Regions from separate parts of the Mus musculus genome. Here all the other regions are linked to region 1. The links are chromatin loops, found by intact Hi-C in ENCODE. Cell type or tissue: heart. All regions are shown on one strand.

Region 1 (5,000 bases):
AGGGCATTATGTGATCAGCGGGCGCAGAACAGCCAGCCTAAGGGTATAAGGAGCTGGAGCCATCCTACAGCTGGGACAGGGTGGTACCCTCCTTTGTAAATGCAGTGCAGATTCCCTGCCGCCTGAGAGCCTCCTCACTTCCTTTGCTTTCCACATTGTCTTTTTCCATGGAGTTAGCCAAGGGCAAGATTCTGCCCTTGTACAGCAGTGCAGCCCATACTCAACCAATAGCTGCACACACCATGGCAGTTGTGGAATCAGGTACCCAGGGGGTAGCCCGGTCTGAAGGGAGATGAGATGTTTCTAGCAGGGCATAGTTACAGTTCACAGGATATATCCCAAGAAGGGACCCCAGGGCAGGAGTCTCCAGATGGGCTCAGTAGCCCATGCCTGGAAAGTTGCTTTGAAGGTGAGCCTTCCACTGAATTACCGCACACAGCTTCTAGACCTTTCTAAATCCCACTTCAAAGTAGCCTGGCAAACATAGGAACAGCAAAGCTGTCTCCTGTCGCGTTGCCAACAGCACCTGCTGGTGTGAGTCTCCCCAGTCCCCTCTAGTTGTATGGCAGCTTGTGCTTCTTACATCTTCAGTGCCTCCAACTCTGGCCCCATGGGGAGAGGGACTTCTGTGAAAAAGACTCCTTTCATTCTTTAAAATGCACAAAGTTCTAATTCTTGACTTGCCCGGGCCACATAATATCACGTGAAAGACTGAGCCAAGGACAGTAGTAATTTGCTGGTTCTTTGACCCGAAGAGATTGGAGATAGACACACAGGTTCTTTAAGATACATCCCAAGAGTCTTGGAATTGTGTTGTGCAAGTGGCCTTCACAGTTATAGTTTCCTACCACAGCTGTGTCCTGAAGAGATTTTCAAGGGGCCCCAGCCAAGACCCTAGCACTCCCCAACACTCCCTTTCCTGTGAGTGTCTAGCCTTAGTATCCTGTGATCACATTTCTAAGCCCTGCCCAGTGAGAGGCTGCCTGCTTGCTGCCCTTGCTCCATGCCATCCTTCATCTGGGCCTGTGTGTGAGGGCACCCCAGGTGAGGCAGGTCACAGTAGAGAGGGGGACCTGTGCTTGAAAGCAGCGGAGGACCATCCTGGGAGGACCATCCTGGGAGAAGCAGTACTCCCAGACGCAGCGGCTCCACTCTGTGTGGCTGCTGGCCCTGTGATGCTGCCTGGAAGAAGTTCTCTTGGCCTCACTTCCTAGATGCTTCACTTTTAAGACTCTGCCACCCACATGAACCCCATGGGCTCAGCTTTAAGAGGGCAGAGCGCAGTGACAAGAGACCAGCCAGACACTACAAGCTTTGCTGGGGTTCGTGACACAATGACAGACCAGTGATGTCGTTTAGGGAGAGTTCTGAAAGGAGGGCCAGGCAGAAGGGGTCTGACTCATGGACAACAAGGCTTGCCACTACCCAGAATCTCCTGTCCCCCCTGCAGGCAGGTAGCGGCAGCCGGGTGGGTGGGTGGGTGGTTGAAGCGCTTTGGGTAGAATCCCTTCTCGGCTCACTTTGCCATCTCCCATCACTCTGAGCAGCTGAAGGATGGAACTTGTAGACATGTCCTCCCTCTAGGGCCTTCCTGACATCAGCACTTACAAAATGTAGTAAAGCAGACTTAGAAGTATCTTAAAGCTTTTCTCTCAGCAGAGAGTGGGGTTATATGCATGTGGTAGCCAAGGGGGTGTTGAGTCCCCCCAGAGCCTGAGATACCTAGGCCATTATGATCCCCCAGTGTGGGTGCTGGGAACCCACTTCAGGCTTTCTGCAAGAGCAGAAGGTGCTGCGGGCTGTCCCGTCGGCCTGGGATGCTGAACTGTGAGGTAATAGATACACAATTTGCCAACCTAACAGTTTCCAGTGAACTGCTGGGTGGCATCAAGGAGCCTTCACTACTGTACACCTCCTGCCTCCTTTCCGTGACCTCCAGTCATGTCACTTGGCAGCGGGGTGGAAGGTCAGCTTGTCAAGAGGGTGGACGGAGCTCTCTTCACAATCTGAAGCTGTCAGGTGTGAGGTCTGTGCTGTGTCCCTGCCTTCACTCCACACGGCAAGGATTCATGTTTACAGGAACTGCAGGAACGCAACAAGCATGCCCTGAAGCAGTGGCTGGCAGAGTGGCTTCTGGACCTCTCCACTAGGTGGCAGCATAGAGCCACTCTGGAGGTCTATGCTGATAGACCTAGATCTTCCAGGGAAAAGACCAGAATCCCAGCCTGCCCCCTTCCTTGTAGGGACACTCTGTGTCCTTTCCAGCTCATTGGCTAGCCATCCCTGGTCATGGACGCCCCACGCTAACCTCTGCTTCTGTGTTGGTGCCCTGAATCACTTCCTTAGAACCATACTCACATAGGACCGAGGGCCTTTCCCAGCCCCAGTATGACTGACCACCTTGCTCCTTAATGTTGTCACATTCAAGGGTGATAGTAGTAAGGACTCACACCTGTGTCGGGGCAGGAATTAACTTGTGACAGGAATTCATTCAACTGATGATCTCTCCATGTAAAATGAACAATGTCTGTTGTGGGAAACCCATGCTCACTGCTAGGGACTCCAGACCCACTCACAGAGGCTACCAGTCTCTTGAGATACAGTGAATGCCATGGACCAGTTGTTACCAACTCCCTGGCGTGCCTTTGAACTGTGTTTCTGACCACCTCCTATCTCTCCTACCCCCCCCCCCCACTTGTCTTTCAGAACCAGCTCTCTGGGAACTTGCTGAGAAAGTTCAAGAACAGCAATGGCTGGCAGAAGCTGTGGGTGGTATTCACCAACTTCTGCCTGTTCTTCTACAAATCACACCAGGTAAGTGCCCCTGACACAGGGCAGCTGGCCCTAACCTGAAGTACAGAGCTTGCAACACCTGACAGGTGAAGAATCCAGTGCAGGGGGTGAGGGTGGGGGAATGTAGGGTTCCAGTGGACCAGCCATGTCCACTGGAGAGCTTCCGCTCTAAATGAACACACGACACCCAGTTATTCAAGGATGGCACAAGAGGAGAGGGTGACTCCACGCTGTCCTGTAGGGAGGAGGCGAAAACTCTGCCAACTGAAAAAATAAAAGGCAGGAAAGACATGTCAGCCCAAGTCTTGGGAGTCCCCTCCTGGTGGTGTTGAATTTTAAGAGTAGACGCAGATGCTCTGGGACAAATGGGCAAATGGAAGCTGGAGAACAATGTATAACATCTAAAAGGAAAATACCAGGGTGGGCAAGCTATCCATCCCACAGCTTCCTGGGAGAAAGGAAAAGACAGAGTGGCATGGAAGTCAGCCACACACCTGGGAGGGGAAAGAGCTTTATAAAATGAGAAGGGAGCCTAAAGCACACTTATGCTCGGCCATCACAGTGAAGTCATGAGAAAAAGAATAGTTTGTCCCTTCTGAGTCCAGACTCAGGAAGGCAGAACTTGGTGTGTCCAGGCACTGCACTATGTAGGGGGCAGAGACTGAGGAAGAAACTCATACATGCCCTATCTTAAGGTAAACACACCAGGGGTCTCAGGGGCGGCCTTCTATCCAGATGCCTGACTCGTTCTAATGGACTTGCCCTTAAAGGAGGAGACCACGGCACACTGGCCAAGATTGGCTTCTTCTCGACCAAACTAGTCCAGAGCAGGAGACCTTGACTAGAACAGCAACCCTACCCAACACCACTGACCACTTCCTCTGTACCCTGTTGCAGGACAGTCACCCCCTTGCCAGCCTGCCTCTGCTGGGCTACTCCCTCACCATCCCCTCTGAGTCTGAGAACATCCACAAGGACTATGTGTTCAAGCTGCATTTCAAGTCCCACGTGTACTACTTCAGGGCTGAAAGCGAATACACATTTGAAAGGTAGGTGCCACCGCCCATGTCTGCACAGCCCACCTGCAGGACCATGGTCCCTGTCCTGACATCAGGGCTCGCCTCTCCTGAGTAGTCTGTGTGCATTCTATAGGTCTGCTTCATACTCCCAGCCCCGCAGCGTGGTGTCGTAGAGATGTTAGCTCTTACCATGTAAGGTTAGCTAGCACGTGCCAACGTGCTTGGTCCTCTGCCAGGAAGCTGCAGCAGGGGGAGGTGGGGCACAAGTGGCCATAATGGACCCAAAGGCTGATGCTAGCTAACAACCACACGAAGAAGCAAGCAAGCTGAGTGTCGAAGTGGTTCAGAGTCAGGAAGGAAATAGGCTGCCAGGTTTTCGGCAGTGTTAACTCTTACTTAAAACTGTCCATGAAATTTACATTCCAAGGGGAAAACAGGGCTTTGGGGAAATGTGTCCCATAGTATAAGACAACAACCAAGGTCACTGGACTGTAGTAACAATCAGAGGCCTCAACATGCCAGCCTCCCCTCACCCAGCAGGAACAAGTTCTCTTCTGGCCTTGCTGTTTGTCAGGATGTAGGCTTGTTCCCTCACTGGCATTTCAAGGTCAACAGGCCAACTAGAAACAATCCCTAGCAAATGTCCATGAAACCAGCCAGCAAACCCTAAGCCAAACTGCTTGCAAATGAGCCCAAAAAGTGGCAAGTCTCAGCCCAGATCAGCAGTTCTTAACCTGTGGGTCTTGACCCCTGCACAGGGGGTTGTCAGAAAATTCAGATATTTACAGTATGATTCATAACTACTAAATTAGTTATGAAGTAACAACAGAAATAGGAAAGTTGATAACCAGTGGTCAGGATCCTTAGAGATCTAGAAAAGATCTTTCCAAGGCTTGCAGCCTTGCCACGCCGAATCCCACGAGTAGGCGGTCTTCTTTACCCACACTCAAGACATGTTGGACCAGGTAACTTGGGACAGATTATTCTTGAACGTGTCCCTGAACCCTGGGAGCTGGTACTAGTAACACCCTCAACTGTGACAACTAGCAGTGTGCAGACTCAGCGTGTTCTAGATCCAGTGCTGCCCTGGTTTCTTGCAAATGTACAAGATGGGCCCATCAAGTGGGACGGGATGGTTGTGTAAATGCAACCCTTATAATGCCTTTGGAACTGCTGCCATACGTGAAC
Region 2 (5,000 bases), 61 kb after region 1:
TCTGTGGGAAAGAGAGGAGAAGACATCAGTTTCCCCAGAGCCACAGCTGGTTCACCCTACCTGACCCGTGTGCTCACCCGGGCCTTGGAGGAGCTGTCCAATTTCTATGACAAGAGCTAGGCTGCTTCTTACCAAGTGTGTAGGTTAAACAAATAGGGAACGTGCGGGACAACAGCAAAGAAAGCAGAAAAACTGAAAGGCAAAAAAGCTGTGACTCTGTATCATGAGTCAGGTTAGATATTTGGCTGCTTTTAAAACTTGCTCTAGGGTTGGCAGTCAGCTTAGTGGTGGGGAAGGCCTGCCGAGCATGCGTGAGTTCCTGGGTTCAATGGGCAGCACGGGAAGAGGTATGAGGTTGCTTAGTGCTTCAAGCAAAATTTCTACTTCTTTCTCAAGCCATCTCCAACATGTCCTACCTCCAGACGGGTTATTTGCTAAAATGCAGGTTAACAGGCTATCCCGTAACAGGGAGGGGGAAGAGATTCCATAGCCTAATTGTCATGAATTGCTTCAGCGCTGGTACATACAGCCCCACTACTTGTCATTTATAGCTCTTCTCTTCGGTGGAACAACAGCCAGAGCCCAGAGAGCAGTAAACAGCGACTGTTGTGTTGCCCACAAATGCTGTTGTCTTGCAACAACTTTTAAAGCACTAATGCTAAATAGAGAACTATACACAGTACCCATGCCCAGGGAAGGTCAGGACAGCCCTGCTCCAGGGTTTAGCAGGGACGGTCACTGCCAGTGCTAGAGACATCTGAAAACAGTCTGAGGGGCTCTGTGTCCCAACAGGGGGCAGAACAAGCACCTGTCGAGAACAAAATGCCCACAGTACCCCAAAACCTGCAACCAAAAGGACATTAGGAGACAGAAAGCCAATCTTGAGACCATGTTTTCCCACAGACCACAGAAAGAAGAGGACGTCTGGCTGATCCTTAAAAGTCTATTATTAGGGGCTGCAGAGATGGCTCAGAGGTTAAGAACACCGGCTGTTCCTCCAGAGGACCAGGCTCAATTCCCAGGCACCCACATGCCAGCTCACAACTGTCTGTAACTCCTGTTCCAGAGGATCCTTGGCACCAGGCATGGAGATGGTACACATATGTGTATTCAGGCAAAATACCCATGCACATAAAATAAATAAATCTTTATTTTTAAAAAAGCCATTTATTAATCCTTCCTTCCAAAAAACTGCATTACTGGCTTGGGGGGCAAGAAAGAGAACAAGGGGGGGCGGAGCTGAGAAGGAGGCACAGAAAGAGAAGATGGTTATAATGTGACAAGGTAGGTCATAGGCACAGGACATTGCCAACACCAGCAGAACAGTGGCAATGACCTTGCTGTCACTAGGTGCCAGCCACTCACATGCTTTCAGAGTTGAAGTTAGAAGCACTTGGCTTACAAGGGTGTAACTTGGGAGCCTTGCTATGCTAGACCGTATGACAAGAACCAGGCACGAACGGTCACGGCGACCCCTTCTCACAAGGAGGCAGAACCAGTACCCACAGTCGCAGACAGCCCTCAGAGACCCACTATTGGTCTTGAGTTATTAAAGTCCACGTGCTGGCCATGGTGCACACAATGTGACGTGTGCCTCAGAGGTACCACCAAAGAGCAGAGAGAGAAGGGCTGTTGTACTCTGTGCACAACGGGATGAAGTGGCCCGCCACACACGGCTTAAGAAACTGCAAAGACTGCAGTTTTGCCCGTGACCTCCTTGGCTCGCTGCTAAACAGACTCCCACACTCCGAGGAGAAAGCCCACACACGATCATTTGTACTTGAAGCACAGCACTGTGCTGCGTAACTGCAAAGCAGCCCTGACCTGGGCAATCCTGCCTCCAGTCAGGGTGCCAGCTTCAGTGTCTCTCAGACACTCGTAAGTTTTTCCAAGACCCTCCATTTGCCAAGACAGTCTGAGAACAGCTCTCAGAGCTTAGGGTCACCTCCTGAAGTGGGGAACCATTTTGAAAACTGGTGGGCTACTCTGAAATTTCTCTATTTTCAGACTTTCGGAATTTACCAGGTAAACACTCTTCAAAACCAATTTTGGGGATATCCCCCCAAGAGCGCCAGAGAGTAGGAGTTGGGGCAGCATCTGATCCAACTCCGCCCATGCATCTGCTCACCCCACACCCCACAAGCAGCCAGAAGTTAAGACCTGAGGTGTCCCTCCTCCAGCAGAATCAAACCCGGACGGAGCAGCTGCTGTGCATTTCAGAAGCTCCAAGCTGCCTCTTACCTCCTTCCCTCCAGGATGAAGTGGGGTGGCCTTCCTTCTCTTCAAGGCTAACCCTAACCGTGGGACTTTGGACTCCATCCTCTCTCGGCAAGGCTTCACCAGCAGCCCTCTGGGCGGCTCTCCTTCCACCTGGCCCTGTCTACTGGCTCCTCGCCCGGGGCAGCATGCTCAGGTTCCTCCCCCTCAGACAGGCAAGCAGCACCCCATTCAGCCTCGGCAATCCTCACACCTCACAGACTTCTCTGCTGAAGGTTCCTGACAGTCCTCTGCGCCTGCCTGCCTGCCTGCCTGCCTGCCTGCCCATCCACAGCCCTCTGGCAGGGCAACTCTGGTCACCAGTGATGCAGTGTCCTGCCTCTGAGCCTCATCAGCCACACCCTCTGTCCCTTGTAACTTTCCAGTCCCTTGGCCTCCACAGCTGGCCCTCAGCTCTTCTCCCAGCCCCTGGTGCCAAAGGAATCGTCACACTCAATCCTGGAAGCCACTCAGTGCCCAGGCCAGGCCTTCTATGCTTCCTCTATTCCCTCTCCCAGGTGTCCCCGCCCCCTGCGCGGCTGGACAGAATCACCCAGGACACTAAACATTATAGCCTAGTAATGGCTGGTGTGTGTGCATGTGTGTGTTTGCGTGTGTGTGTGCATTTTATAATCCACATTTTTTAAGCATTCCAGTTGACCTAAGACCTCCTCTCTGTCACTATGCTTACACCAACCCCACACCGCCAACTCCCACCCTGCTTCTCAAAAGTCTCAACCCCGGAACAGTTCGCTTTCTAGGTATAATCTCTTCCCACAGACAGCTGTGTCGCACTCTTATGCTCTAGGCTAAGCCGAAGAAGCCTGGGGGCCACGCCTCTCACTCCTCTGTATCCACAAGCCCAGACACCAAGAGTGAAAATGGAAGCCATCAGGTTAGAGAGACACCAACAAGACCACACTAGGTATCACACAGAATGATCTCTCTCTGAGACAGCATCCCTTGACCGTTCCTAGAGAAAGACTCAGGAGAACTGAGGGCAAAGCCAGGTGGGGGACAACAAGTGCTTCAGGGATCAGAGCGACCAGCTTTCTGCTTGATCCTCTCGGGCAAAGCCGCGGTTTCCTTTTTAGACTTAAAAACAACTTACCACCCGCCCTCCAGTACTGCAGAAGCCAGTGAAGGGACGCTGTTGCTAGGGTACCTGTCTACCAATCCCACCTGCTCTTGAACGCACCTCCATGAATGTACCTCAGCTCTGCCCAGCCATAGTGAGACCCATGTGGCCTGCTCCTGAAGAAGTTCTGACATATACAAGAGGTCACCCCTGGCCCAAGGCCAGATCTGCCCAGCACCCACAGAATCATTGGAGGTCCTGCACTGTCACTATGAAGCAGCTAATACGAAGTGATGCCGATAACTAGGCACTGCCCAAATGACCATGCCCTGGCCTGCTGAGAGCCACTAGGGAACATCTCCCTAGCCTGTTCTGGCCAACTGGAGCAGTTGAGTGAGCCCAGTCACCTGCTGTCTTCATAACCTCCAGAGCCCCAGCTGACCATAGCCACAAGCCCTAGAGAGTACACACGCATGACCATACACATGACACACAATAGACAGACAGACAGACAGACAGACAGACACACACACACACACACACACACACACACACACACACACACAAGGGACAGTGATCTGAATAAGAATGGCTCCCATATGTTTGAATGCTTAGTTGGTGGGATTGTTTGGGAAGGATCCGTGTGGTCTTGGTGGAGGAGGTGTGTCACTAGGAGCAGGCTTGAGGTTTCAAAGGTTCCTGCCGTCCCCTGTGAGCTCTCAGCTGTCCCTGCATCCATGGACCTGCCTCCAACTTTCAGTACAACTTTCTTGACCTTCACTCCCTTTCAAACCTTATCTTCTTGGCTCTCTTTAATCTGTAACAAGGTTTAGGAAAGCTCAAGTATGTATTATACTTAATCATACAAAGGTCATGACCCTTAATAACTAATCAAAAGAAACAGCAAACACAGTGTTCCAGATCCAAAGCCCGGGCTTGCACCTGGTCTCTGAGAACGCTGCTAAAACTTTCTGCCGCATGCTCAAGGTCCCCAGGGGAGCCTGGATGGAGTCAACCCCCTCAAAGGAGTTCTTCCCTGGGTTCAGATAGGGAATAGCTAAAGCCCTGGATCCCCTGGAAAAGCCTGTAACTATAGCAAACCAGCAAAGTCCATAGGATGGGTCTTGCCACACCACAGTGTACTGGGCTGACGTGCTAGATTAATGCCCTTTCTCTTGAGAGGGCCCAACAGGTTCCAACAAGGATACATGCCATTATGGACTTCTCGAGGAAGGGTCCATCTAAATGCAACCCAGACGCTCAGAAACTAGACATCAAGAAAACCTAAGTGGCCAGTTCCCACAGAAATGTTTGCCACCCATAAGTACAACTCTTTTATCCTTAAACTCTGCTTTTTGTGCACACACAAAGGAACCTTCTGCCCTTTCAGTTACTCTGAACGACTGGCCATTTGTTGTGAAAAGTTACAATCCTCCATCTAAACAATATGGTAATAAACATATCTTAGTCAATGCTCTACTGCTGTGAAGAGGCACTATGACCAAGGCAACTCATAAGGCATTTACAGTAGGGAGCTTGCTTACAGTTTCATTGGGTTAGTTCATGGTCATCCTGGCAGGGAGCACAAGGGCAGGCAGGCAGGCATGGCATTGAAGCAGAAACTGAGAACTCACATCTTACTGGAAAGCTAGAGGCAGAGAGGAGC
Region 3 (5,000 bases), 310 kb after region 1:
GGACACAATCTAATGACTTTCTCCCAGGAGAGACTGAGAAAGCAACACTTTCTAATTGGTCGCTTTTTTTTTTTTAATTTAAATACTCCAGAGAGGAAGGCATCCAAAAAATAAAGCGATCCAAAAAATAAAGTACAGAAAACCCATAGAATTTCCTTGAGATTACTAATGGGAACTGTTCTCTTCAACCCAGAACCTACACTCCAAATTTCTATTTGGGTCACTGTACCAGAGAACTGATACAAGCAAATAAGAGGAAAGAAAAGAATAGTAAGACCTTGTTCTGACTGAAGGAAATATGAGCTATAGTTCTACAAATACTACAGAGGAGCTTTTAAAGCCACAGAGATGCTTTAAGACTGCCATGCAAGCTCTATCAAGTGTGTTCATCCAACTCTGCTTTTCAATAGGTGGTTCTGAGCTTTTACACCTGTGGTTCTCTGTCCCCCTTGTGTCAGAGCTGTCTAACTCCTCATGAAGATATAGAATATGTTTAACATTATGTTAATTCCAATTCTTTGTTTTTAAACAAGTAGTTTTCTAGAGAAAAGAAAGGTGGCTATATAGGTGCATTAAGGACATCTGTATTGCCTTCGCACAAGCTAAGGCATTCATGTGCTGGGTGGGGTGGGGTGGGGTAAGATAAAGGGAGAGTGAAAGAAAGAAGTATTGAGGAATACTGTTGAAGAGATATAAACCGTGGAAAGAGGAGACCAAAGCCAAAAACATCAACACCTGTGCTCAGGCCAGCCAAAAATATGTATACAGGTCAAAGCGACCTTTAAGGAGCTGCTGTGGTCTGAGCTAAGACTAGAACATGGCTTAATGGTGATTTTATTGTTTTATCTTTATAGAATTGTCCTTTTCTTTCTATAAAACATACAGGCTAAGGGCATGCAAGTAGCCATTTTAAATAAGATGGCTTTCTACTGAGCAGTTCCCATAGCACTAACCTACTCCTGGTCTAAAGCCTGGAAACAGAGAATCAGAACTTAACGTGTTGTTTTAAAACAGAATCGATGTGCCAGGCTACTTACGTGTTAGAATTATGTATACATGTACAGAAATACGGTAACGACAAGATTTCTCTAAGCTATCACACCATGCCTAGCCATGACACCATCTTGGGACTAGCAAGACAGTGGATAAGGGGAGGGTAATGAGGTGGGTATTGGGGGTAGGTACATATATGAGCACAATATAATGGTATACTAGGACATTATTTGAAAGTCACAAAAATACCATTACTTCCACTAGGGGGCAATAGTGTGTTGCAGCACTGTGAATTCCCTCCACCTTGCTCAGCCTGTAGGAGCAACAGGAAAAATGTCAAGAAAAAAAAAATGTCGAGAGTGACATTTTTAGATAGCAAGCTGAGGGCTGGTTTGGGAGTCTTCAGCATTCACAGATCAAATCTGTAAAATTTTCAAGCCACTATCATGCCTACAGTAAGACTTGTTTTAATTTTGTAACAGTGTTTGTGTGTGTACAAGCATGCGTGGAAGCAGAGGTAAGCTCTCAGAGATGTACCATCTCAGATATGTTAACAAATGGCATGTGGCTTTATGAGGGGCCAATATACTTTATGTAAAAAATATAAGAAGTGGTCAATAGTCAGTTGTTCCCATTTAACTGCCAAGAAGTTTTCCTCACAGCAAGGGGTATAGAGTAAAGTATATTCTATGGCAAAATGATGTACAGTTTGCTGGATCCTGTAACTTCACATACGGAAAGAGTCATGTTCAGAGTTGTTGGTGGCCATGGTCCATGAGGTACAAGGTCACCCGTGAATAACACGGCACCGGCTTGCCTTCTTTGAGGAATGCCACAGAGTAAGTGCCAGCTGGCTCTGAAATGGTCCTAAGTATGCAGCCCCACACTGTGAAGACACCCAAAGAGCGCGGTACACATAACTGGCTTCAAGCAGGGACTGCCCCTTTCATCGTACATCTGAGCCAGTCCAGGTGCAATAAACGGACAGACCATCTCAGATGACCTATTAAGATGCACTGTTTTCAGAAATGCTTGTGTCCCACAGGCAGCATACACTGTGGATTCTCCAGGGATTTAGGGAACGCACAGGCAGCCAGGCCTACAGAGGACGGATTGTCACAGGCCTCTGCTGCCCCCTGCTGGCCTAGCTGAGGTCTGACAAAAAGGGAAGAAATGGCCATGGAGAGAAGTTCACCCCAGCCCCTGTGTCTCCCTGGCAGGCTGCTCACTTATGTTGGCTAGATTAAGAGAAGGCATTGTGCTTACAGCTGTGTAAGTTTCTGTTTTGTTTTGTTTGTAGAGGGGCATGCATGGCCCCAAGCTTTCACTGAATATCTACGTAGAGATGAACAGGTATATATGCATACATATGAGTCATACACATTGTACACATGATAGATACAGGAAGATATTCTCTTAGCATGTTTTTGGCCAGGTTCCATGTGCTGAAACAGAGGGTGGTGGGAAAGGGTAAAAGCCACCTCATCAGAACCAGAGGTCAGGAGAAAGACTGAGTCCTGGAAGACACAGGCCATTCAGCTATGGGAGAACAACCTCACAGGAGGAGGGACTGGAGAGACACAGGCCAAGGGGAAAGGAGTCAGAGAACATGGCTTCCTGACCACGCAGGAGGACAGGATGCCACTGAGAACTGACAGAGGAAGGAAGGAGGCAGGGTACCAGCTTCTCCATGGACTGCAGGAAGGCAGAGGAGAGAGCAGCCCAGCTCACAGGGCTGTTCTAGCTGCAGCTGGCTGTCTCTGGCTCCTGCTGCGGCGTCCATCTACAGCAGGGGGTCGACAGTGACTATGTCTGAGATAGGGCCCCCATCTGCTTGTGTGAAAATCCTCCACAGTGTCTGTGTAGTAAACTACTCTGTTATATAGTCCAGGAAGAAGGAAATCTAGCAGTGTGGCATGTGTGCCACAGGACGGGGGGTGGGGTTGGGGGTGGGGGGGAACCTTGGTCTACCACGGAAACAGGGAATGAGAGCAAAGGTCACGAGACCCTGGGCGTACCCTGCTTTAACTTAACCTCTCATTCATCGAGCTAAGAGACAGAGAGTTGAAAACACAAGTACTGCAGCCCCAAGTATGCGGTAGATGTGCAGGCTACCACTAAGTGTGAGAGGTTCTTTCTGCCTCAGCCCCAGAGGCGGCTGCCGACAGGACCCTGGCTTAAGTGAGACGTCTCTGCTATGTTAAACTTTGTTGGTGAAGTGAGGGAAGCTGCTGTATTCGTTTGCTGCTTTATCTTATGGGCTTTTTGAGACAGAGTCTCACCGTGTAGCCTTGGCTGGCCTTGAGCTAGCCCACGGAGATCCATCCCTCTCCCTCCGGAGTGCTAGCGTTAAAGGCGTATGCCGCCACACCTGACATGCTGCTGTGCTTTTCTGCACTCTCACTTTGTGTTACCTTTCAACCACACGGTGGTGGGGGTGTTGTTTTTATACTGAGTCTGCATGAAGAAAAAGGCATGACAACCACAGCGGGTTAGAGATGGTGGGAAGAACTAATAACCATGTATTAAAGACAGTGCTGGGGATGAGAACACATGATTTTCTAAGATCTCGCTACGCCATGCTTGGAGAGAGAAGGACGGCTTTGAGAAAGCAACAGGGATGGAAGTCAGACTCCGAGGATGACTGTGTTAATTGTTCACGCGCAGCGTGGCTGGTGCTTTTAGGCTTTCTGCTTTGAGAAACCCTCAGGAAGATTCGAACTCCAAAACGTCTAGCAGGAGCACATGAAGGTGTCTGGATGACTGAGAGAAACGAATTAAAAAGATGGACCCTCGTACTAGCAGACCTCTATGGTGAAGTTAGGCAAGCCCTGCAGTTAGGCAAGATGAATGGAAAGGTCTTGTTTGCAAGGGAAGCGGCCCCAACCTGATTAAGTCTTACCATTGTCTACAGAAATCCCAAGCACACTTGATATCTTTCTCACACTGAAAACACAGAAAAAGTCACTTCGTTACTGGATGCTTTCCACACCCTCACAAATTGATTCACGGGCTTAACGGTCTCTTGCGGGCGGAACGTCAGAATGTGGGCACTCAACCAATTACATGCACCGAGCGAGAGAGGCAACCGAATCTGACCCGGATGTGCCAGGAGGGACAGCAGAGGGTAGAATAAAATGAACAAAAATACGAGCCAATGTCTGGCCACGGAATCTGCTGCATCCTGCCTGAAGTTTGGGCACTTTGAGACGGGTGCTGTAGTTGATTTGGCCCCACATTCTGCTACCCCCCCACTGCACAGGACTCTCCTCCAAGGAGGGAACTCTTCTTCCTACTTGTTTGGCTCTGGAAGAAAAATCAAGTTGGTGACGCGGTACAGTGTGGCAGGGGCTCTCCCTTCTGAGATGGCTTGGCGGTTACGATGGTTTGGCGTGGGACTTACTGTGGTTAAAAGTGACAGAGTTATCCAGGCTGCCCAGCTGCTGCAATCTGGCATGCATCATTCCTGTTCTGTTACGGGAAACAGGCAATGTCTGAGACTTTCGATCATGACCTATGGGTCCCAACCCCTCCTGGTTCCTGTAACATGAGTGAAATGGGAAAGAAGCAACGTTAGACGCGTTACACCAAGCGAGGCGGGAGAGTTAGTGAAGCTGGAGCGTTGTACATGGGGCAGTCAGGCTACATGCAGCCATGTGGCCAGGGACAGACAGCCAGCAGCTCCAACAGTGCACAGCAAAGCCACTAGGCCTCGAAGCAGCAAGATCGAGCCAAGGCAGAGTCTCTCTCGTTCTGAGAAAGTACATTCATTAGGGATGCAACTTTTCAGAGAACCTCATTCCAGTATGGAGATAACAGTATTCTGACAACTAAGAAAACACTGCAAACCTCCCTGAATTACATGTGGCAAGAGCAGACTATTATGCCAATTGAAAAAAAAAACCAAACCAGTTCACCAAAAGAAGCAGAAGACACACATGCAATGGCAGGGGTTAAATGAATAAGCTGAACACCTATGTCTTACCCAAGCAGGAGGCAGTGTCACA
Region 4 (5,000 bases), 170 kb after region 1:
ATGGGGCAGATGGTAGTCAAAATACACAATATAAAAATTATTGTCTAAAATGACTTCCAGGGACTGCACATGACTATTTACGAAGCTGGGCGTGGTGGTGCACACCTTTAATCCCAGCACTCAGGAGGCAGAGGCAGGCGGATTTTCTGAGTTCTAGGCCAGCCTGGTTAACAAAGTGAGTTCCAGGACAGCCAGGGCTATACAGAGAAACCCTGTCTCAAAAAACCAAAAACCAAAAACCAAAAAAAAAAAAAAAAAAAAAAAAACCACCCCAAAAAACAAATAAACAACAAACAAACAAAAACCCAAAAATTTAAAATTACTTTCAGATTGTGTGCATAAGTTGTATAGGAAACATAAAGGAATTCCCACCCCAAGAAATCTCATTTTATATACACAAATATTCCAAATTGATTCTTTTAAAAAGTCCTCAAATTAAAAACACACTCTTTCTGTCTGTCTTCTCTCTCTCTCTCTCTCCCTCTCTCTCCCCTTCTCCCTTCCTCCTTTCCTTTTTTTGAGACAGGATTTCTCTGTGTACCCTTGGCTGTCCTCAAACTCACTCTACAGAGTCCAGGCTGGCCTCAAACTCAGAGATCCACCTCCTGTGCCTCCTAAGTTCTGGGATGTACCATCTCCTGACCCTGTTTCTAATTAAAATAAAACATTATTATTAGAATCTCAAGCGTGTTGAATAAACATCCTGTAATATATCCAAGGGACAAGCTTATCTAGGGAAAAGGGTTCCCATATACAATGATTTATCTTCACTGCTAACATATCTCTGGGTGTGTCCAGGAGGGTGTTTCCAGAAATGTTTAACTGAGGGGGGGAAAGAACCAAGCCGAGTATTCAGGGTGCCATCCCTTGGGCATGAGTCCCACACTGATCAAACGTGAAAGAGCTGCCTCTCACTGCTTCCTGAATGTGGATACAGTGTGAGCAGCTACCTCAGGTGTTGCTGTTGTGCCTTCCCTGTCATGGTGGACAAACGAACCTTTCCTCCCATACCACATGTCTTCTTTGTCATGTATTCTGTTGTAATGGTGAGTAACTAAAATACCATATAAAATATTAAATACTGAGCCTGGCATGGGATTTTAATAGCATCATCAAAAGTAGAAAGACAAGGAAGAACACTCCCTAAATACCCAAGAGAGAACCTCCTTCAACGGGATTTCTGTACCCAGCCAAGTGCCAATCAAATGGAAGAGGAATCTAACATGTTTTTAGACTTGAAAGATCCAAGGGGGAAAAAAGGCAAAAACAGGATTTAAACTTAAAAAAAAAAAAAAAAAAAAAAAAAAAAATCAAGGAAACTCCAAGATCATTTCTACAGGACTCCTCCAGAACTCTTTATAAAAGGCTCCCAGATTGGCATCTTGTAGAAGATTCTGGAAAAACCAACATATTGAAAACAGAACTCTCTTGGTAGAACATGTATAATATTTATAATCATAGTGGACCCTCGCTGTTCTCTAACCTCTTGTTAAGCTTGCTTCTGTTAGCACTTATCAGCAACCACCACTGTTTCAGATTTGCTAATCTGTCGGGCAACCTCAACGCATGGAAAACAGCAATGTGCCATGGGCTGAATGAAAAACGAGTGCGTCAGACATTAGTGAAATGATGCAGAACCCACCACGCGGGAGACGCCTTCTAGTCGACAGTCTCCTTCCTCAGTATCCCCCAATTCAGTAAAGCCCATTACTATCGGGCGCCTCTGGGTGCCGTCCTGAGGAACAGCAAACCTACTGGAATCCCCGACCTAACAGACCACCTCCGCCCTTCTCAAGATGGAAACATTTAGGATGATCAATTCCGGTATCTAACAAGGCTTCTTATGTTTAAGCATGAACAATTCCGGAGGAGACAGGGCCAATGTTTACCTAAAACTTTTGTTATTTTGTAACCCACAAGTGTACTCTTCTGCCACCTTGTGGCAAAGATGGGGCACTCCCAGATAAACACTTGAGGGTTGCTTCACTGGGCCATGGTTGGTCAAACCCCAAGGGGTTGGGCGGGGTGCTCATCAAATGCCTTTAAAGCTATCAAAGCAGGCAAGGGTGGTGCATCCGCTTGGCACTAAACTACAGTTAGTATAAAGTAAATGTTTGCTAAGTATTTGTTGGCAAAGAAGTAAAACAGTATTTGTTGGCAAAGAAGTAAAACAATAACCTGCTTGTATAGAGTACCTACTATGTGCAAGACCAATGCACTTTCTATGTCTGGTTTCATTTCATTAAAGCAACCAGCTCCCTTCCGTCCTGGGAACCCCTCGGTCCTGGATACACGAGCATGAAACATATCACCAAGGGCAATACGTCCAGGTAACCCATATTTCTGGACAGAAAACTGAGCCTCAGAACTGTATGCAGTCACTTGCTCTCTGTATTATGCACTTTCCTCATGGCCTGGCCTGAGAAGACACGACTTTAGAAAGTAAGGGCTCACAGTTCAGGTGTGCAGTTGGCCGTGGTGGAGAAGAGACAACTCATAAGAGGCAAGAGGACCTCAAGTTGAAACCATGGCTTCTACAGCATAAACTGACCACTCTTCTATGCTGCTCCTGGAAGAAGAATGCAGAGTCTCATAGACATGACTCCTTCTAGCTGAAGGTTTAGTAAGTTCTTCTGTTCCCAGGACCTAAAGGTACAAAGGGAACTGGAGGTGTCCTCTAGTGCTTTCTGAAGTAACTTGTTAAGCAAATACCTGAATAATTAAGGTGGAGAGAGAAGAAAAGGAGAGAGGAGGAGGGGTGAGAGGGAGGAGAAGAAAGGGAAGAGGAGAGGAGATAGAACACCTTCCTGTAGGAGCAAACATTGCTCCCACACATTGCTTAACTGCCATGTGCCTTGGTCTCCTCAGGGGCAGTCAGGAGATGCTGGCCCACTTCCTTTGAGTGCTAGATGAAACAAAGCACTCAGAGCCTTAGTATGGGCCACTCTGAAAGTCCTAATGCCACCTTCCTGGACTGAGCAGCTCTTCTGTAGGTCATGAGGGGATCTTGAGTCAATGCTTGATCTCTTTCTGCTGCTTCTTTAGCCGGAGGGACCCCACCTCGGCACTGGCCAGAGTGTGGGACTTTTCAAGGAGAAGCCTATGTCTTTGCCATGACCCATAAACCCGTGACTGAACACACAGTCGCTTCTGCCCCCACCCCAACCCCTGCCCTTGCTCTCGACTGTGTGCGATGGTCTCCTGCAACTTCTCAAAGGCCCTAAACATGTCCTCTTGGCATTCCAACAGATGTCCCCTGTGTCCTGCTGCTCTGCCTCCAGCTATGATGGTGATTGCTTCCGTTGTTAAAAGGCCTTTCCTTGGGGAGAAGCAACCACCCACCACCTTCTTCCACTTCCCAATGACAAACCAAGAAGTGGTGGCACCGAGGTTCATGCTGAGGAACCAAAGAGTTTGTTGGGGTTTCTTACAGAGCAATGGATACAGGTGACTTTAAAAGAGCCACATGGGGAGATTGGCACCTGGCATGCCAGATGCCTCGCCCATCACTGTGTGGATGGAGTTCCCTCCTTGAGTCCTTCCCCATCTATGCCTTCCAGCCTTTCCCTAAGACCTGGAGGCCACGTGCAAACAGAATGGCATATAACTGGTTGGGAGGAGTGGCTGGATACTCAGGTGCAGGTCTCATGACCCTCACCATGCCCTCCTTCCAGGAAGGACCATCAATAGTCAACAAGCTATTGATCTTTGGTGCACAGGCCCAGATGAACTGAAGATGGCAGCACTTTGGCTCAGAGGATGGTCCTTACAATGGCTTTCCTCATCTCTTGAGGGAGGCTAACATGCTTTCTGCTGTCCTTTCCTGAGTTGTCCTTCCACGTGGGCAGCTGGTCTCACTCTCTATGTGGCTGAGGATAACGTGAAGCCTTGACCTCCTGTCTCCACCCCATGTGCTGGGATCACAGGCAAGTACCATCATGCCAGGGTTTTCTGTGAAGGGTGATCCAACTTGTCAGGTCACAATACCTCTAATTGCTGCTTTCTCTCTCCCCACACAAACCATCCACACCCACAGCAGCCTTTCCATCTCCACAACGTTGATAAGCTTCTGCTGTGGCCTTGAACATTCCCTCCCACTTACAGCTGCAAACCCAGTCCTCCCCACCCCCTGCCCCAGGCTCAGTCCCAAGACAAGATTGAATTACAACTTTACTTTCAGGGTCTCTGGGCCTAGTGACTCCTGCACACAGGCTAGGTCACATGGTATGGAGTTTTAACCACCACTCCTTCTGGAAACATAAAACAAGGAATTCCCCTTGCCCTTTGGAACTGCAGGATATGTCCCTTCAGGTCTGCGGTATTGACCTGGATGGCTAACTATCCTGACAAGATCCTCTGAAGATAATTAATCTCAGCTTCCTTTCTACCAACCAGTAGCATTCTGCTATTTATACAGAATTCATGTGTTTGTACTGGCATTGACAGGCACACACTCTACCAACTGAGCCACATCTTTAGGTGTGTGCCTTGTTTTAAATCCTTGGCACCTTCTGCAATATCTTGCCCATGGCTTCCTTGTTGACTGGACTATTGTCTACACTACCACAATGGTTTGGATCTTAGATGTACGCTGAGTGTCTAGGCTCAGTTGGCTCAGGATAGGTGACCTATACACAATGGTTGAACCAACAGAACCAAGAATTGTAGAGGAATTTTAGTTTAGAATGTGGCTGCTCTGATAAGAGATCACATACAAAGACCTGCTAGGTCTATGTGATTTGGCTGGAATACAGACATGCCTTTAATCCCAGAAGACAGAGGCAAGCAGATCTCTAAGTTCAAGACCAGCCTGTCCAGAGCAAGTTTCAGGTAAAGAAAAACTTAGGTCCAGGTCTTAGTCACATGCCTTTAATCCCAGCACTCAGAGGAGACAAAGGCATGCATATGTCTGAGTTCTAGTCAGCTACGTTCAGTCAGTTCATGGAACTCAGAGGCAGTTTTCCTGGGAGACTTTTACAGAGACTGGTTGTAGAGAGAGA
Region 5 (5,000 bases), 150 kb after region 1:
ACTTTAAGACTTTAAAACTAGTGCGTGCGTGTGATGTGTGTGTGTGTGTGTGTGTATTGTGATGTGTACAGGGGTGCATGAGAGACATGTGGGATGTGTACTGGGATACATGCACGCTGTGTGTGATGTGTATTGGGGTGCATGTGAGCTATGCATGATGTGTACTGGGGTGCATTATGCTGTGTGTGATGTGTACTGGGGTGCATGTGAGGTATGCATGTGAACTGGGGTGCATGCATCCTGTGTGTGATATGTACTGGGGTGCACGCATGCTGTATGTGATGTGTACTGGGGTGCATGTGAGGTATGCATGTGTACTGGGGTGCATGCATGCTGTGTGTGATGTGTACTGGGGTGTATACATGCTATGTGTGATGTGTACAGGGGTACATGCATGCTATGTGGGATGTGTACTGGGGTGCATGTGAGGTATGCATGTGAACTGGGGTGCATGCATCCTGTGTGTGATATGTACTGGGGTACATGAGTACTGTGTGTGATGTGTACTGGGGGGCATGCATACTGTGTGTGATGTGTACTGGGGTGCACACATGCTGTGTGTAAGTGGCTAGAAGGTCAGAGGACTACTTGGAGGAACCGGTTCTTCCCACCACTGCATGGGACTGGCCTCAGGCTGTCAGGCTCACGCAGCAAGCTCTTTAACCTGCTGAGCCATCATCTTGCCAGCCTGGGAGGACCTTTTGAACCATGGAAGTGGGCCAGGACACGGGAGCTTCAACATAAATCAATAGTCACAAGGCTGTTTTTCCTGCCAGGTGTGGTGATGTACACCTTTAATCCCAGGACAGTCGGGTACAGGTAGGTGCATCTCTGTGCTCAAAGCCGGCCTTGGCCCTGTCTAAAAGAAAGACTGAAGGAGAATCTCAAAAGCAGAATATCCTGAGAATATCAAAGTCAATGTTGTTCTCTGTCCTTGGGTCACAAAACAAAAGGAAGTGTTCTTGCTCTCAGACTAGCCCTGGGCTCTAAGCTCCACTCTCACCCTGGCCCCTCCCTCAGCTGCTGGAACCTTTGCAGAGCTGACTCCATGGCACCAGACTGCCAGGGGAGTTCCCGTAGGGGTTGGGAGGAGGGAGAAAAGAAAGAGAGAAAGTGAATGCAAAGAGAGAGAGGCCAGAATGTCTGGACTATATAGGGAAGACTCTCTGGAGGAAGGCCAGCCCAGTCCCTGAGCTCAAGTTCAAGGTTGGGGGCAGCATATAACATGTAGGGACTGAGGGATGCTGGGAGAACCTGGAGGCCAGGTCTGCTTTGATATGTAAAGCAGGCACCTCTGTCCCTTGGGTCCCTTCCCACCTCCCCCAGGGTCAGACTCCAAACAGTGTTATGTATGCCAACATACATGTGAGTGCATACATGTGTGCACATGACAGGGGTGCATATGTTCATGTGTGTATTTGCATGTGTGCAGGGGTGTGTATAAGCCAGAGGACAACCTCAGGTACTACCCTCAGGAACACCATTCACTTCTTGGGAACAGATTTTTCACTGCTCTCCAGATCATCTTATTAGGCTAAACTGGCTGACCAGTGAGTCCCAAGGGCCCTCCTACTCCTGACTCTCCAGCACTGGACTTTTAGGCATGCATTGTCATACCCAATGTTTACATGGATGCTGGGGATTGAACTTGGGTCCTCATGCCCGACAGACAAGCCCTTTGTTGACTGAGTTATCTCTCCAGCCCCCACTGTTACCATTTTCTCCTTTACAAATAAAAAGGTTCTGTTTTATAATTAAAATCGGGAGTAAGTGGGGTCTGGAGAGATGGCTCGGCGGTTAAAAGCACTGACTGCTCTTCCAGAGGTCCTGAGTTCAATTCTCAGCAACCACATGGTTGCTGAGCAAAAAAAAAAAAAAAAAAAAAAAAAAAAAAAAAAAAAAAAGGTTGCTGAGCAAAAAAACCCAAAAACAGTAAGTGAAGAATCAAAAACAAAATATAAAATCAACAATTAGAGAATACATAAATATGTCTGGAGAGATAGGTCAGCAGTTAAGGGGGCTTGCTGCTCTCACAGAGGATCCAGGTTCAGTTCCCAGAATCCCCATGGCATCACAGCCATCAGTATATCCAGTTTCATGGGATCTGGTGCCCTCTTCTGGCTTCTGTGTGTACTAGGCAGGCATGTACTATGCATGCATACATACATACATACACATACATACATACATACAGGCAAAACACTCATACACACACACACACAAATTAAAAAGAATCATCGAGTGGAGAGCGTGGAAACAGGACATGGGTACCTGGGTGGGCATCCACTGTGTAGCCCCTCTGCTGAAGAGATGTTGTAATGCCCAAAGTTAACCTGTAAGCCCCACTCACCCATGAACCAGCTAACTTCCTGCAATGCCAGGAGTTGTGTATCTTGGAATGGGAAAGCCCAGTGCCTTATGCATTTGTTCTTATAAACCCCTTCAACATGTGACTTGAGGCTATTCTCAACTGGGAAACTCCAGGGGATGGTCCTGACCACAGTTCATCTTTTTTTTTTTTTTTTTTTTTTTTTTTTTGGTTTTTCGAGACAGGGTTTCTCTGTGTAGTTCTGGCTGTCCTGGAACTCACTTTGTAGACCAGGCTGGCCTCCAACTCAGAAATCCGCCTGCCTCTGCCTCCCGAGTGCTGGGATTAAAGGCATGCGCCACCATGCCCGAGCCACAGTTCATCTTTTGCTCAGTATTTAATATTTAATATAGCTTGCTTTCAATTTAGCCTAAAATGGTGGAGTTGGCTTTTCTCTGTCTAATTTCAGGACTAACAATATCAAGCAAGGGAACCTTTCTACATAGATTAGGAAACTTGGGTTCTGTGAAATCTCGGGATTACTACTAGCTGGTAACTTGTGGTATATGCTGAGCCTCGGAGCCTCGGGGCCTCGGTGTGAAATCTGCGCAGATGTTACTGGGTGCTTTGCACATAGTCATGTGTTCTTAGTGTCCCTTTGAGGGCAGCTGCTTTCATCATTCCAATCATTCAGAAGAGGAAATAGAGAAACTGGGAGGTTATGTTGGGCTAGGAAGTAGCAGAGCTTGGAAGGAAGGTTGAAGGAGGTTGGCAAAGCACAGACCCCGCCTCACAACCCCGCCCACACACGACCCCGCGCCCCCCCCCCCCAATGCCAGGAGGCAGACCTTTCTTCTTTCTTTCTTTTTCCTTCTTTTCTTCCTTTCTTTTTTGAAACCTGGGAACAATTGTTTTAGTATTTGAGAAGAAAACAACAGGCCAGGCAAGCTGAGAATGCAGGCAGCAGGAGGAAGGAAGATGGCGGTGAGAAAGTCACACCTTGAAAATCATGGAGGTTGCCAAGCAGCTGCAGAGTGGATGGGGTGTGAGTCTTCAGGAGAAACTTTGAGAAGCCCAGGTGTCAGGGAAAGCATGCTTAAATTTTCTTTCTGCTGGTACTTGAAAACGATAAAGAGAAAGGGAAGGGGCCAGCAGGATGACTCAGTGGATGGCTCTCAGACACCAAGTCTGGGGCGAGGCTTTTGTTAAGAATGTCCCCCACAGGCTCGCACATTTTAACACTTGAAAGTTGAGGGCTCACCTGGGCAGTGGTGGCATGCCTTTAATCCCAGCACTTGGGAGGCAGAAGCAGACAGATTTCTGAGTTCGAGGTCAGCTACACAGGAAAGGACAGCCAGGGCTACACAGAGAAATCCTGTCTCAAACAAAACAAAACAAAACAAACAAACAACCCAAAACACAAACCGAAAAGAAAGTTGAGGGCTCATAGCCTTGCCAGAGGAAGCAGCCACTGGAGGGAGGCTGCAGCGTTTGAAGACTGAGCAGTTTCCATTTGCTCTTTCTTGTTGGTTTGTGCTTCTAGTTCAGGATGTGGTTCCTCAGTTTGCCACTCCAGTTACTATACCTGATGCTTCCCTCTCGGGATAGACTCTTTATCTCTCTGGGAACTGGAAGTCCAAAAAAAAACTCATTCTTCTCGAGCTTGCCTTGGTCATTGTACTTCTTCAACGGAACAGAAAAGTGCCCAAGACACCCGATGGCGTCTAAGTTTGGTTCCTGGAACTCATGTGATAGGAGAAGAGAACTGGCTCCAGCAAGCTGTCCTCTGATCTCCACATGTGCCATGTGGTAGGTATGGATACACACACACACACATACTTATACACACAAATGCACACATACACATGCTCACACTCACATACATACACGATCACATGATCACATACATACACACACTCATACATGCACACTCACACATACACACACAGTCATACACATATACACACAACCAAACGCTCACTCACATACACTCACATACTCACTCACATACATACACATGCATACATACACAAACATACACATGTACACACTAACACACATAAACACACACTAACATACACACTCACATACATACATATATATATACACACCTATACACACACATATTGCACAGTCACACAAATACATATGCAACCACACACTCACATACACTCAGTCACACACATATACACACTCACATACACAAACATACACACACATATAACATACACACATACATATACACTCACATACATACACACACTACACATACACACATACACACATATACATACTAACACATACATGTAAGCAGGCACATACAAACATATGCAAGATAAATAAATGTAAAAACATTAAAAAGAAAAGCTATGCTTTTTGAGTCAGAATGTTAAAAAGTGGGCTGACTTAGTGGGAAAGATCCACGAGCAATTGGCTGGCATGTGAGCTTTCTTTCTCTTCCTTCTGGGGACAGGGTCTCACACATCCCAGGCTGACCTCCACCTAAACTTCTGATCTTCCTGCTTCCACCTTCCAAGTGCTAGATGACAGACGCTCCACCTGCAGGGGACTGAGCCATGGGCCTTGTGCATGTGAGGCAATCAATGTTCCGTCAACTAAGCTGCATCCCCACTCTTCTTTTCAAAACATCAAATAATACAAATAAAGGTTGGAAGGATCCCAACGTTTCAAC

Evidence for each region. Hi-C counts contacts between places; a loop is a spot of excess contacts. Peaks named below come from ENCODE experiments on the same cell type or tissue, not always from the same donor. Only the 100,000 strongest peaks of a DNase experiment are listed, where the experiment ranks them.
Region 2: it touches region 1 in a loop (2.2-fold over the local background); 5 of 42 quality-filtered maps call a loop at or near these places.
Region 3: a loop joins it to region 1, with 2.3 times the contacts of the local background. A loop is called at or near these places in 26 of 42 quality-filtered maps.
Region 4: it touches region 1 in a loop (5-fold over the local background); 33 of 42 quality-filtered maps call a loop at or near these places.
Region 5: a loop joins it to region 1, with 6 times the contacts of the local background. A loop is called at or near these places in 15 of 42 quality-filtered maps.

What each region holds. Positions count from the first base shown.
Region 1 is chr14:121,277,130-121,282,129 of GRCm38, forward strand. It overlaps Farp1 (FERM, RhoGEF (Arhgef) and pleckstrin domain protein 1 (chondrocyte-derived)), which reads left to right. Exons shown (of 27, transcript NM_134082.3): 25 at 2,707-2,814; 26 at 3,691-3,842. Among named protein-coding and RNA genes, the nearest start is that of B930095G15Rik, 31 kb to the left of the region's middle. In heart, a CTCF peak has its summit at 2,150 (motif pointing right); DNase peaks (open chromatin) are centred at 1,877 and 2,232.
Region 2 is chr14:121,337,652-121,342,651 of GRCm38, forward strand. Stk24 (serine/threonine kinase 24) reads right to left here. Exons shown (of 11, transcript NM_145465.2): 2 at 1. Among named protein-coding and RNA genes, the nearest start is that of Stk24, 39 kb to the right of the region's middle. In heart, no CTCF peak of the experiment used is centred here; DNase peaks (open chromatin) are centred at 1,390 and 2,560; H3K27ac peaks cover 1,142 bases.
Region 3 is chr14:121,587,416-121,592,415 of GRCm38, forward strand. Dock9 (dedicator of cytokinesis 9) reads right to left here. Exons shown (of 54, transcript NM_001081039.1): 38 at 4,397-4,533. Among named protein-coding and RNA genes, the nearest start is that of Slc15a1, 85 kb to the left of the region's middle. In heart, CTCF peaks have their summits at 1,257 (motif pointing right) and 2,131 (motif pointing left); a DNase peak (open chromatin) is centred at 2,106; H3K27ac peaks cover 757 bases.
Region 4 is chr14:121,449,356-121,454,355 of GRCm38, forward strand. The region is part of intron 2 of Gm33299 (a long non-coding RNA gene); the gene reads right to left. Among named protein-coding and RNA genes, the nearest start is that of Gm33299, 5.0 kb to the right of the region's middle. In heart, no CTCF peak of the experiment used is centred here; a DNase peak (open chromatin) is centred at 1,956; H3K4me3 peaks cover 509 bases; H3K27ac peaks cover 262 bases.
Region 5 is chr14:121,424,912-121,429,911 of GRCm38, forward strand. No RefSeq gene overlaps it. Among named protein-coding and RNA genes, the nearest start is that of Gm33299, 29 kb to the right of the region's middle. In heart, a CTCF peak has its summit at 2,117 (motif pointing left); no DNase peak of the experiment used is centred here; H3K27ac peaks cover 323 bases.